Linked DNA regions of Homo sapiens: region 2 is linked to region 1. The links are chromatin contacts, found by Hi-C or POLR2A ChIA-PET in ENCODE. All regions are on one chromosome and are shown on one strand. Each heading gives the region's core, a stretch centred on a gene start or an enhancer-like site at or near the end of the contact. The rest is flanking DNA. Distances are from core to core; before and after follow the strand shown. Region 1 overlaps NHSL1 (NHS like 1). Region 2 has its middle 37 kb from the start of NHSL1-AS1.

Evidence for each region. A loop is a pair of places that touch in the nucleus more often than their neighbours do. ChIA-PET counts read pairs that join two places held with the same protein, here RNA polymerase II (POLR2A). Pooled maps may share reads with other maps.
Region 2: a pooled map shows a loop between it and region 1 (2.5-fold over the local background). The contact joins two enhancer-like sites. A Hi-C loop is called at or near these places in 1 of 50 pooled maps. POLR2A ChIA-PET finds 5 or more read pairs at or near these places in 2 of 52 experiments (Caco-2 and GM12878).

Annotation. Positions count from the first base shown.
Region 1 is chr6:138,427,174-138,432,349 of GRCh38, forward strand. It overlaps NHSL1 (NHS like 1), which reads right to left. Exons shown (of 8, transcript NM_001144060.2): 6 at 3,220-5,176; 7 at 2,538-2,670. Among named protein-coding and RNA genes, the nearest start is that of MIR3145, 5.5 kb to the right of the region's middle. RefSeq lists enhancers at 3,011-3,512, 3,513-4,012. Within about 2 kb of position 3,357, at least 5 of the 41 ENCODE cell types and tissues checked have a DNase peak (open chromatin) inside an H3K27ac peak, as active enhancers do.
Region 2 is chr6:138,651,685-138,656,654 of GRCh38, forward strand. It overlaps a transcript of NHSL1 not described here. Among named protein-coding and RNA genes, the nearest start is that of NHSL1-AS1, 37 kb to the right of the region's middle. Within about 2 kb of position 3,172, at least 3 of the 41 ENCODE cell types and tissues checked have a DNase peak (open chromatin) inside an H3K27ac peak, as active enhancers do.

The sequences.
Region 1 (5,176 bases), core at 2,107-4,606:
ACAACTAAACTTGAGTAAAACTATGACCTTTAATTGTAGACATAGAATTAAGAAAGAAGATGGGGTGACCAGCCTGAGCAACATGGTGAAACCATGTCTGTACTACAAATACGAAAATTAGCCGGGCATGGTGGCACACGCCTATAATCCCAGCTACTTGGGATGCTGAGGCAGGAGAATCATTCGAATCTGGGAGGCAGAGGTTGCAGTGATCCAAGATCGCGCCACTGCACTCCAGCCTGGGTGACAGAGTGAGTGAGACTCTGTATCAAAAAGAAAAAAAAAAAAAGGAAGAAAGATGGGATTTTATGAAAGCACTGTCATCTCTCAAGAGCAGGTGCCCACTAAAATAATTAAATCTAAATGTACAAATTCTTTGCATATACATACACAACACACACACACGAATATGTATTTTTAATGAAGAGAGCTATAAAAAGTGCTTAAACAGTTAACACTGATTTTAAAACTAATTACTTCAATAAATATAAAAACTTCACACCTCAACTGGTGTTCTACATTTTCCATCTGGCTTTAAATCTGAAGCGAATTAATTTGCATTATAAAATTTGGAAGCTGTGTTTCAACTTAGATATTCTTTATTTTAAATTATGAGCTTAAGCGCTGAAGGACATAAAAATAAAGCCCTAAAAAAGCACAGACAGTAGATGGATTTTTACTATGTCTGCTAATTTATTCTCAACGCTACAACAGAAATTAGCATATGTCCTCACTCTCTCTCTGCAATCCATTCCTAAGGCCTATTTGGCTTTGACTTCTCTCATACGTGCACTGAGTAACACCAACTGACCGATTTCTACATCTGCAGTCGATGTAACGTCCTAGTAAGAGAAACAACACATTTTTCGATGCCTTAAGAAGGTTGCCAAAATATAGAAGAGGCCTTTGGCATATTTTTGGGAAAAAATATGCAGTAATTTGGACCCACAACAGTTGGGTTTCCTCACTGGAACCAAGTATCGAGTACACAGAACAACCAGGCTACGCAAATCTTCTCTGTGGATGGCTATTATAAATAGACAGATATGCCTGTATATTTAGCAACCCAGTGCATTCCATACTAAATGAAATACTCTGAGTCTTGGAAGAATCTTCTAATGGTTAAATACCAGTTGGTTTCATTTAATTCAGGAAATATTTATTGAGTGCTTCTTATGTGTCTAGCGTGGTTAAGAGTTAGAAACATCTATGGGAACTTCTAGAATTGCCACTGAAGTTTCAAAGGATGCATCATTTATCATTTCTCTGTTTTGAGAAATAATTGGACAACCAGCTACCTTTTCACTTCTAATGAGACTGAAGAAACCAGTCCATGTTAAAAGGGGCAGTCTTTAGGATCTATTATACCAACACTAGAGGAGCGACGTAAAGAGCGTAATTCTTGACAAGAACATTAATTCACCGGCTTCGTTCCCCCCACACCAAGTTAGATGTTAATGTGTTGCATGAAGAGTTTCAGGTAGGTACAGCACTATGTTTTTCATCTTATGCAATAGTCTTTTCAGGGAGAGTCCAAGAATTGGGAAAGCAGTGCTGACATAAGATCATTCACACACAGAATCAAATGATTCTACAGGATGCTTTGTTTCAGGAGGTTAAAAAAAAAGAAAGGATCTTCATTCAGGGCAAAATAAGGCCTTGGCAGCATAAGGACATTCATTAGAGTTACCTGGAAATACCGTGGTAGAGAAGTCTAGAAGGAAGCAAAAGGTTTATACAGCATTACGGCTTAACGTAGTTGCACATATACAGTCATCAGCTTTTACGATGACACTGTGTGGGAGTAGTCAGCTGTTTCCAATCAGAAAAGTGATGCAGTAAGTAAAACTTCAGTGCTAAATCATATTTACTCTTAAAGGTGACCACATATAAAAAGTGTAACAGTTCAGGCCATTACTTTGAAAATTTTACCCTTTTTGTTTGTTTTTAAACCCAACGATTTCTGATGCCAGTAGATGGCACTAGTGGTATATTAACAAGCATAAGTCATTCTTTTGCTCCCGCTTAAAGGGCCGTACTCTTTTATAGAAACACTTAAGCAGCCAAAGAAATTGCTCTGTATAACTGTGGTTTTTCTGTAAAATGAAAAAAATTAGAATAAACTAAAACATCTTTAGGAAGAGAGTCCCATGGAGCTAGTCTGTGCATCCTAAGTCCACAGAACATAGCATTCCTCCTCCTGACTGCACTGTCAGTCACTTTAATCCGACTCTTGCTAATATACTCTGTCTTATGACTGCCACACTGCGCTCCTTGCCAGGAAGAGCAGCGCCTACCAGAACGTATCACATTGAGCCACTGTCCCCAATGTCATAAAAATCAGTGAGACAAAGTAAAACAGAAATTGGAGCCAGAGGAAATAAAACTGTAGAAACCCACTAAAAAATCAACAGTAAAGTTAAGGAGTTATGATTGGGTGACAGAAGAAACCTCAAGGAAGAAAAGTAAATTGAGGTGCTGCTTGGAAAGAAGGAATTACACAGTAGATTAAAGTCAGAGGAAGGAGTTTGAAATACCTGTGAATAGCTGCAAAAAGGTCTTCTGTGGTCCTGGGTCGACTGGGGGTCATTACCTCATCATTCCCGTCTTCCTTGAGGAAGTCACAGGCCTCTGAGGATGAACCGGCTGCGTTGGTCTCCGGCACCCCAGCTACAGAAGAGCAGGCAGGCATACAAGACGCACAAGTGACTGGAATTTCAGTCCTCAGCCAAGCTTCTAAATATGCTGCTTCCCTGCCATTCCCGACAATGTGAGAACCACAGGGAGATGCCGTGGGTCTGTAGTTTGATAGTTTACAAAGAAGGGAGGAAATGACACTAGCCTGAGAGCCAGAGCTCATTCTTTGTTAAAGTATGGAACGCCCATGGCATCTCTCTTAAATTTTGTTGCAACGTTTCTTTGCGCGGCTCTTCGGAAGGGAGGTGTTACCCATTGCTATTTAATACCCAGCCTGCTGCAGATCATCTCCATCCCCCTATTTTCTGCCATGCCTTTAGGTCTAGATTTTAAAAATAATAACAAAATGCAAAGTTGGTAACTTAATCTGTGTTTTAACACAGGAAGCCTACATACTGCTAGCTTTAACAGGAATCTGATCTACCTGGGTTCTTTCCACGTGTGAGCATTCAACAACCCTATCTGGTTCAGCTGCATATGGGCAGAGGGCACAGGAGAGAGAAGCCAGGAAGCCAGACTCACCTGCTCCGTCCTGTTGAGATAGGCAGCTCTCCCCATCGCCCCCAGTATCCGCACTGTTCTCGGCTGGCTCCTCCTGCTTGGGGGCTGGTGAGACATCAGGCTGAACCATGGGGACATTGGCTTCCACTCTGCTGGGAGACATGGATCCTGCAGCTCCTCCCTCAAGAACCGAGGTGCCAGGGTGCGTGGCATGAGAGCCAGCTTGGGCTGCAGAACTCTCTTTTGCCTCCCTGCTGTGCACAGAGCCCTCCTCTCCCGTCGTGGGGCTGGGCACAGCTCGGAGGGCTTCGCTCACGTTCTCTGCGGGCTCCACTGCAAAATCTTTCTGCGGAGGTGGTACCACCAGGAACAGTTTGGGCTTCTTGGAAATGGGGGGTGGCTTCCTGCTGGGTGAAGAGTCTGGGAGTGGGGTGGTGCTGGGGCTGGGCCGAGCCTCTGCCTCCCCAGCGCTTGGAGCTCCAGGGCTGCGGCTCACAGGGCCACCACGCTCAGCCGCACTGCCATGGTCACCCTGACTCGAGCTCTTGGCAGGCGTCGGAAGCGAGCTTGTCACAGAGGCAGGCTGGCTTTCACTCTCCATTTCATTTGTGCTATTTCGGGATTTCAGGAAAGCAGATGGCTTTAAGTGGTACTGTGGAGCAACTGGAGTTCGTTGTTCCTGAGCTGTTCGTTCAGACAACTGTGCCGCCTCAGCGCCTGAGTTCTTTCTCACGGGCCTCAACTGCACCATCTGCAATGCTTCCGTGGTTATCAGGGGCATGGGGGGCCTGCTGGTCTCCTCCTTGGTAGAAGGCGGCCTCAAGGATCCCCGGGAGGATTCTGGCTGGCCAGAATTTGTGAAAGGCGGCCTGGTGTCTTTCATGAATTTGGGGTCAAGAGGTGGGGCAGGTGGGGGTTCCGAGGAAGGTAAGAGAGGTGGGGGCAATGGCAAGGACACAGGTGAATCTGGAAGAATGGGGCTCAGTGCAGGGCGGGGAGGAGAAAGGCACCAATCAGGTGGGGAGCAGAAAGGAATGAGAGCTTCTGGCGGCGGAGGGGGGAACACAGGAGAGTGAGGCAGAGGAGAGCCCTGGGAGCAATCTGTGACAGGAGGTGGGGGAGGAAGGAAAGGAGACCTGTCTGCAGGACAAGGGAATGGAGGAGAGGGAACAGGAGGAGGAGGAGGAGCCGGGGGAGAGCCCACGGCTGGATCCAGCTTCTTCATAGTGCCACTTCCTTCAGTAGAAGTACTAGAAGAAAGAGAAGTGGACGATGAGGAAATGGATACTGAAGATATCAGAGAGGACTTCCTTTCTGGTACCTTGGGCTTGGGCTTCCCCTTCCCGTTTGCTGGTGACACTGATTTTAAAAACACAGGCACAGGGGTGAGTGCTGTGGGTGTATTCGACTGGCTGGAATACCCACTGGATGGAGAAATGACTCTGTGTGACTTCTCTGGTGACATGATCTTTGGTTTGACTGAACCACCGGGCACTTGGGGCATTGTGGCTCTGGACCCTTCTTGGACATGGCGGACTGGCCCGTTCCCAGTGGGCACCCCACTGCTGGTTGAACAGCCCCCTGCCGGGTTCCCCGGATCTTCCTGCATGCCCGTGTAGTCAATGTAATAACCCCAGGGGTCCGTGTACTCTGACTTGACGCTGCTTGTGTCACTCTGCGATGGCGTGGCCCCGCACAGGGAGTAGACATTGGGGGTGGTGGCGGAAGTCATGCTGCTGCCAGCACTAACTGTGCTCTGGCTCCGGGAGCGGGGCAGCCAGGGCTCTTCCAAGTCACTGCAGGGGCTCTGGGAGGGCGAGCTGCCACTCTTGCCTGGGAGGCTCAGCTGCAGCGAGTGCTGGAGTGTGGCGATCAGGCTCTCGTTGAGCACCTGCCCGTTGCACTGGCTGCTCTTCTTGGGAATCCTGCGGAGGGAGTCTGTCCGGGAGGGTGGCAGGGGAGGCTTCTTTGCTTTCTT
Region 2 (4,970 bases), core at 1,922-4,421, 220 kb after region 1:
TCCAGAAGCTACAGGACAGAAATGTCAGTCATCACACTCACCACCAGCAAAGAGCTCAAGGCGCTTACATGAGCAAAGTTACATTGACAGGAGGTGCCCACTGGAAATCACAATAGGTATCAGATTATGACCAAACATAAATGAGATCAATAGAAAATACCATCACAAAGATATGATTAGACTGAATATGTATAAAATTATTTCACACTTTTTTGGGGTTAAATAATTTTACCTAAATTTAAAGTAACACAATAAGTATACTCAATGTTAATACTGCTTCTATTTCTTATTAACAATATAGACCATGAAACTGTATCAGAACATTAGTATTCAATAATTTTATGTTCTGGTTGATAGTCCTTAAAGAACTTTCACTTCATCTTCTTTGCTAGATGAAATAATATTTATTATTTTGTGTTTACCTTTGCTAAAATGTATCAGTAATACCTTATAAAATTTAAATTAAGGTATGGCTGGCCAGGTGCAGTGGTTCATGCCTGTAATCCCAGCACTGTGGGAGGCTGAGGTGGGCAGATCACCTGAGGTCAGGAGTTCGAGACCAGCCTGACCAACATGGAGAAACCCCAACTCTACTAAAAATACAAAATTAGCCAGGCGTGGCGGCTCATGCCTGTAATCCCAGCTACTCGGGAGGTTGAAGCAGGAGAATCACTTGAACCCGGAGGCAGAGGTTGCGGTGAGCTGAGATCGCGCCATTACACTCCAGCCTGGGCAACAAGAGTGAAACTCTATCTCAAAAAAAAAAAAAAAAAATTAAGGTATGGCTATATCACAGAACTTTAAAAGCCCAATTTTTCTAAAATTACTTTAAAATCTAGAAAATCATGTTTCCATTCATATCATTTTTTATGAAGATGCAATTACTGAATAAGAGTAATTCAAGTAAGAAAAGTTAGAATCAGTTGAAGTAAAACAAGCAAAAAAATATATAACCACTTAGGAAACACACACTGCAAAACAAATTAGTTAGATCATCACTGTTATTCTCCAAGCAATTGAAAATACCTACCTCTAAAAGGGGAGAAACACAAAAGTGTGAACAGAATTTCTAACAGAAAGGCTATTGTTTATGCACAAGTTTCACACTGTAGAAATATGAACACCTGCCAGATAATTAAATACACCCACATGCAGAATGTTCCATCACTTTTTAAAATTTTAATTACCTCCATTTATTATAATCACCAACAGGTAATTTTCTAAGCAACATAAGATCGGCACTGGGATTGAGGTTAGCTAAATAGTCTAAATTAGTTTAAGCAACTACTTTTGGATAATCAGTTGCACTTGTGCCCACTCACAGGGAGAGGCTGTTGAAATTCAAGGATTTCCTCTGCATTCTCTTGCCTGCAGAGCTAAACAGCTACCACAGAGTCAAGTTCAGTAACTGCACTGGAGCAAGGAAAAATTAAATTGCTCAGTGAAATTAAATTTAGTAGGGTGTAAAACTTCATTTCTTCATTCTGCACTCAAGACAATTTGACTTTCCACACCTATTATATTTCCAGGTCTAACTAGGTGACATGTATTTCTAAGCATTTAAGTTCCTCTTAAAAAGCCTTAGTCTTGGCCAGGCACGGTGGCTCAAGCCTGTAATCTCAGCACTTTGGGAGGCCGAGGAGGGTGGATCACGAGGTCAAGGGATCAAGACCATCCTGGCCAACAAGGTGAAACCCCGTCTCTACTAAAAATACAAAAACTAGCCAGGCGTAGTGGCATGTGCCTGTAATCCCAGATATGCGGGAGGCTGAGGCAGGAGAATCACTTGAACCCAGGAGGCGGAGATTGCAGTGAGCTGAGATGCCAAGATCGCACCACCACACTCCAGCCTGGCAACAGAGCAAGACTCCGTCTCAAAAAAAAAAGCCTTAGTCTTTAACCTTTCACAAAGTATTGTTATGATTGGCAACTTATTTTGTGAAATGCCACAATCAAGTATGAAACTGTTGCCTCAGGCAGGGCAGAAATAAACTGTGCCTTGAATAAATGTTTAAAGCTGAGATTCTCCATACCAGCATTCCATAGCTCAGAGATATTTCACATCACCACGCAGTATACATATGATATATGCATATATATGTACACAGAAACCCATATTCAAAACACAAATACATATGAAATGTTTCACGAAACATGTCTTACCCTTACTGTATGATACGCTCCAATATTTTATATTCTATTTCTTTGTTTACATTGCTCATTGTCCCTAATTTGATTTCACCAACCCAGTGATGCAGTAGCAACCACAGTTTGGAAAATACAGCTCCCTCTATGCAAATACCAATTCATAGTTCTTCATAAAATTTACTCCTGCCAATGAGGATCAGTGTGACACCCTGTGCAGATGGGACTAAAAAGACACTCCAAAGAGGTGACTGATTTGTAAATGAGTCTGTTTTTGAAACATGAAATAGGCAGCAGAGAATCCAGAGCAGACGAGCACTAACTGCATATCTAAGAGTAAATTAGTCATTTATCATTAAACTGAAAGTACTCTGTTGCAGACTTTTTTTGGACAGGAAAATGGAAATTTAAACAAGACTTTATTTTTTCTTAATATGCTTGCAAAAAAAATTAACTGATACTATCAAGTGTTGAAAAGGATGTGGGAAAATGTGTATGCTGTTATTAGGACTGCAATTTTGTACAGCCTTTTTGGAGAGTGATTCGAGAGCATCATTAAATTTTGAACATGCATATCCTTTGACCCAGCAATTCTTCTAGTTTGTGCTATGTTCTTGTACATGCAAACCAATAGATGTGTAAAGACACTGGCCATTGATAAGAAAATACTTAAGGTACAATCATATTTTTTAAATTATTTTAATTTTTTTAAAGAAATACTAAGAACAGCAGGTATTTCCATATCATTCTTTTTTTTTATGTGACAAATTCAATTTCTTTTCAGTACACATATCATTGTTTCTCAATGAGATGCTATTAGTATTCTGGGCCAACGATTCCTCCATAAAATGCTCCCACATATTTTGTTTTTTAAATCCCCAGGTAAGGGTGGTACCAGCCTTGACTGAAAAACAAAACAAAACAAAACAAAAAAAACACTATTCCATGTATACTGAGGAGAAAAGAATTTTTAAAAGCTGTTACGAGGTGGGGAAAAGCCAGTTGCAGAACAATACATACAGTATGATTCTAATTATGTGAAAAGAAACCACCCACGCTCTAAGGGGTGTGCACATGAATGATATGAGTCAGAGGATGTGTGAAAAGAGGTTGACAGTGTCTGCTCTATAAGCTTTGATTTTTAAGAATTTATTTCCATACTGGTGGATAATTTGATTAGGTTACAATATTTTATTTGGGGAAACTAAAATCCATAACATATTCACCCACTGAAAGTGGCTATTTGAAGCACTGGGAGTTGGCAGAGCTCTAAAACAAGGAGGGAAAGAAACTAAGAGGAATTAACATGTTCTAATGACATCCTTGACTCATAAAGTCCCTTTTCCTTCCTCACTAAAGTGACAAGTTCTGTAATACACTAATTGAGTTTCATAAAAATACAATTAAAAATATGGAAATTAAACAATAACACTACCTCTGTTTTATGTCCTGTCACCCTCTTCCCGCAGGACTTGTAGAAATGTTTCCTTTAACCTCCATATCCAGCTTGTGTTTCATGCTTCCTTTCACTATAGTTACCAACCGCTCTCCCGCTTGACCCAGCAGATTAGAAGCTCTTTGAGGTCAGAGGATATTTCTTATCATTCCCATCCACTGATCTCTTGCTGTCCATTCTCCCTAGAAAAGTAGCTGCTTCATAAGAAGCTGTGGAATGATGTTTTAAAAATCCGTGAAATAGACACCTAACTTGGCATGACTTTTAACTAGTTTACAACACTAAGATGAGTCAGAGAAAAATGGATCACATTCAACAGCAATAGTTGAAAACAAAATTACAATTGTCCTTTACTTGCTAATACAATGAGTATTAAGTTTATTTTCATAACTTTGAAACTAAAAAAAAATTTCAGCAAAGCCACATGAAGTACTACCACTTTGATGGGAGCAATTATTTCAAAAGGATTATATCCAAATAAAATCAACAAAATAATAAAAGCATAACATGGCATATACTGTTGTGCCAATCCAGTACCCATTGCCCTCTCTTTTTGTATTAATACAACACCAATTACTCTCTAGGGCAGCCGTGTGCCCTGATAAAAACACAAGACCCCCACCAAGGCAGCTGGAAGTTGACATACACAGTTCCGATGTGATGAAAGCAGAAGTCACCAGAAAGAGCTTACCTCCCCCAAAAAACCTCAGTCAGAGAAAGCCCTCCCTCTTTCCTCTTCTTTCTGCCTTCAATGGGTCCTGGACATGCCGCAGGCAACTCGTGACTCTGAGGAGAAACCCATGTGACAAAGACACAAACTGTGGATCTAAAATGCTTAAGCACCGGTCCTCGATGAAAGGAATGACTTCTTCTGGTATCTTTACAAACATGAATCTTTGGCACTGTGTTTCTAATGTCACCCAAGACCTCTGATAATTTGCTTATAAAACTTTTCTGAAAACTTACGAGTTTCTTTTACAAAATTACAGAAAAGCTCAATAAAATAAGAATTAAAAATGCATTAACTCCAATTTTATAAAATCTGGTTTTTCAACAGAACAAAATCTGTGTTGATTTTTCAGGTGCCTCGGTATGGGAAACTTCCTAAGATGTTGTTTTGGCTGTAAATCATGCGGCCCTCTCAGAGCAATGCATTTGTGTGATTTGCCCAATTATGCATGAGTACAGTCAGCATGGAAATCCAGTTCAAACTGCAGAAGATCAGCACCTGTGAGCTGAAATGTGCATGTGTATTTTACAGGGTGGAGGATAGTGAAGACAGATTCAAGCGATAATACATCAGGTTTAAATCTTCTATAAATGAGATTGGATTACTGCAGCTGATAAACATGGAAATGAGTAATTAAAA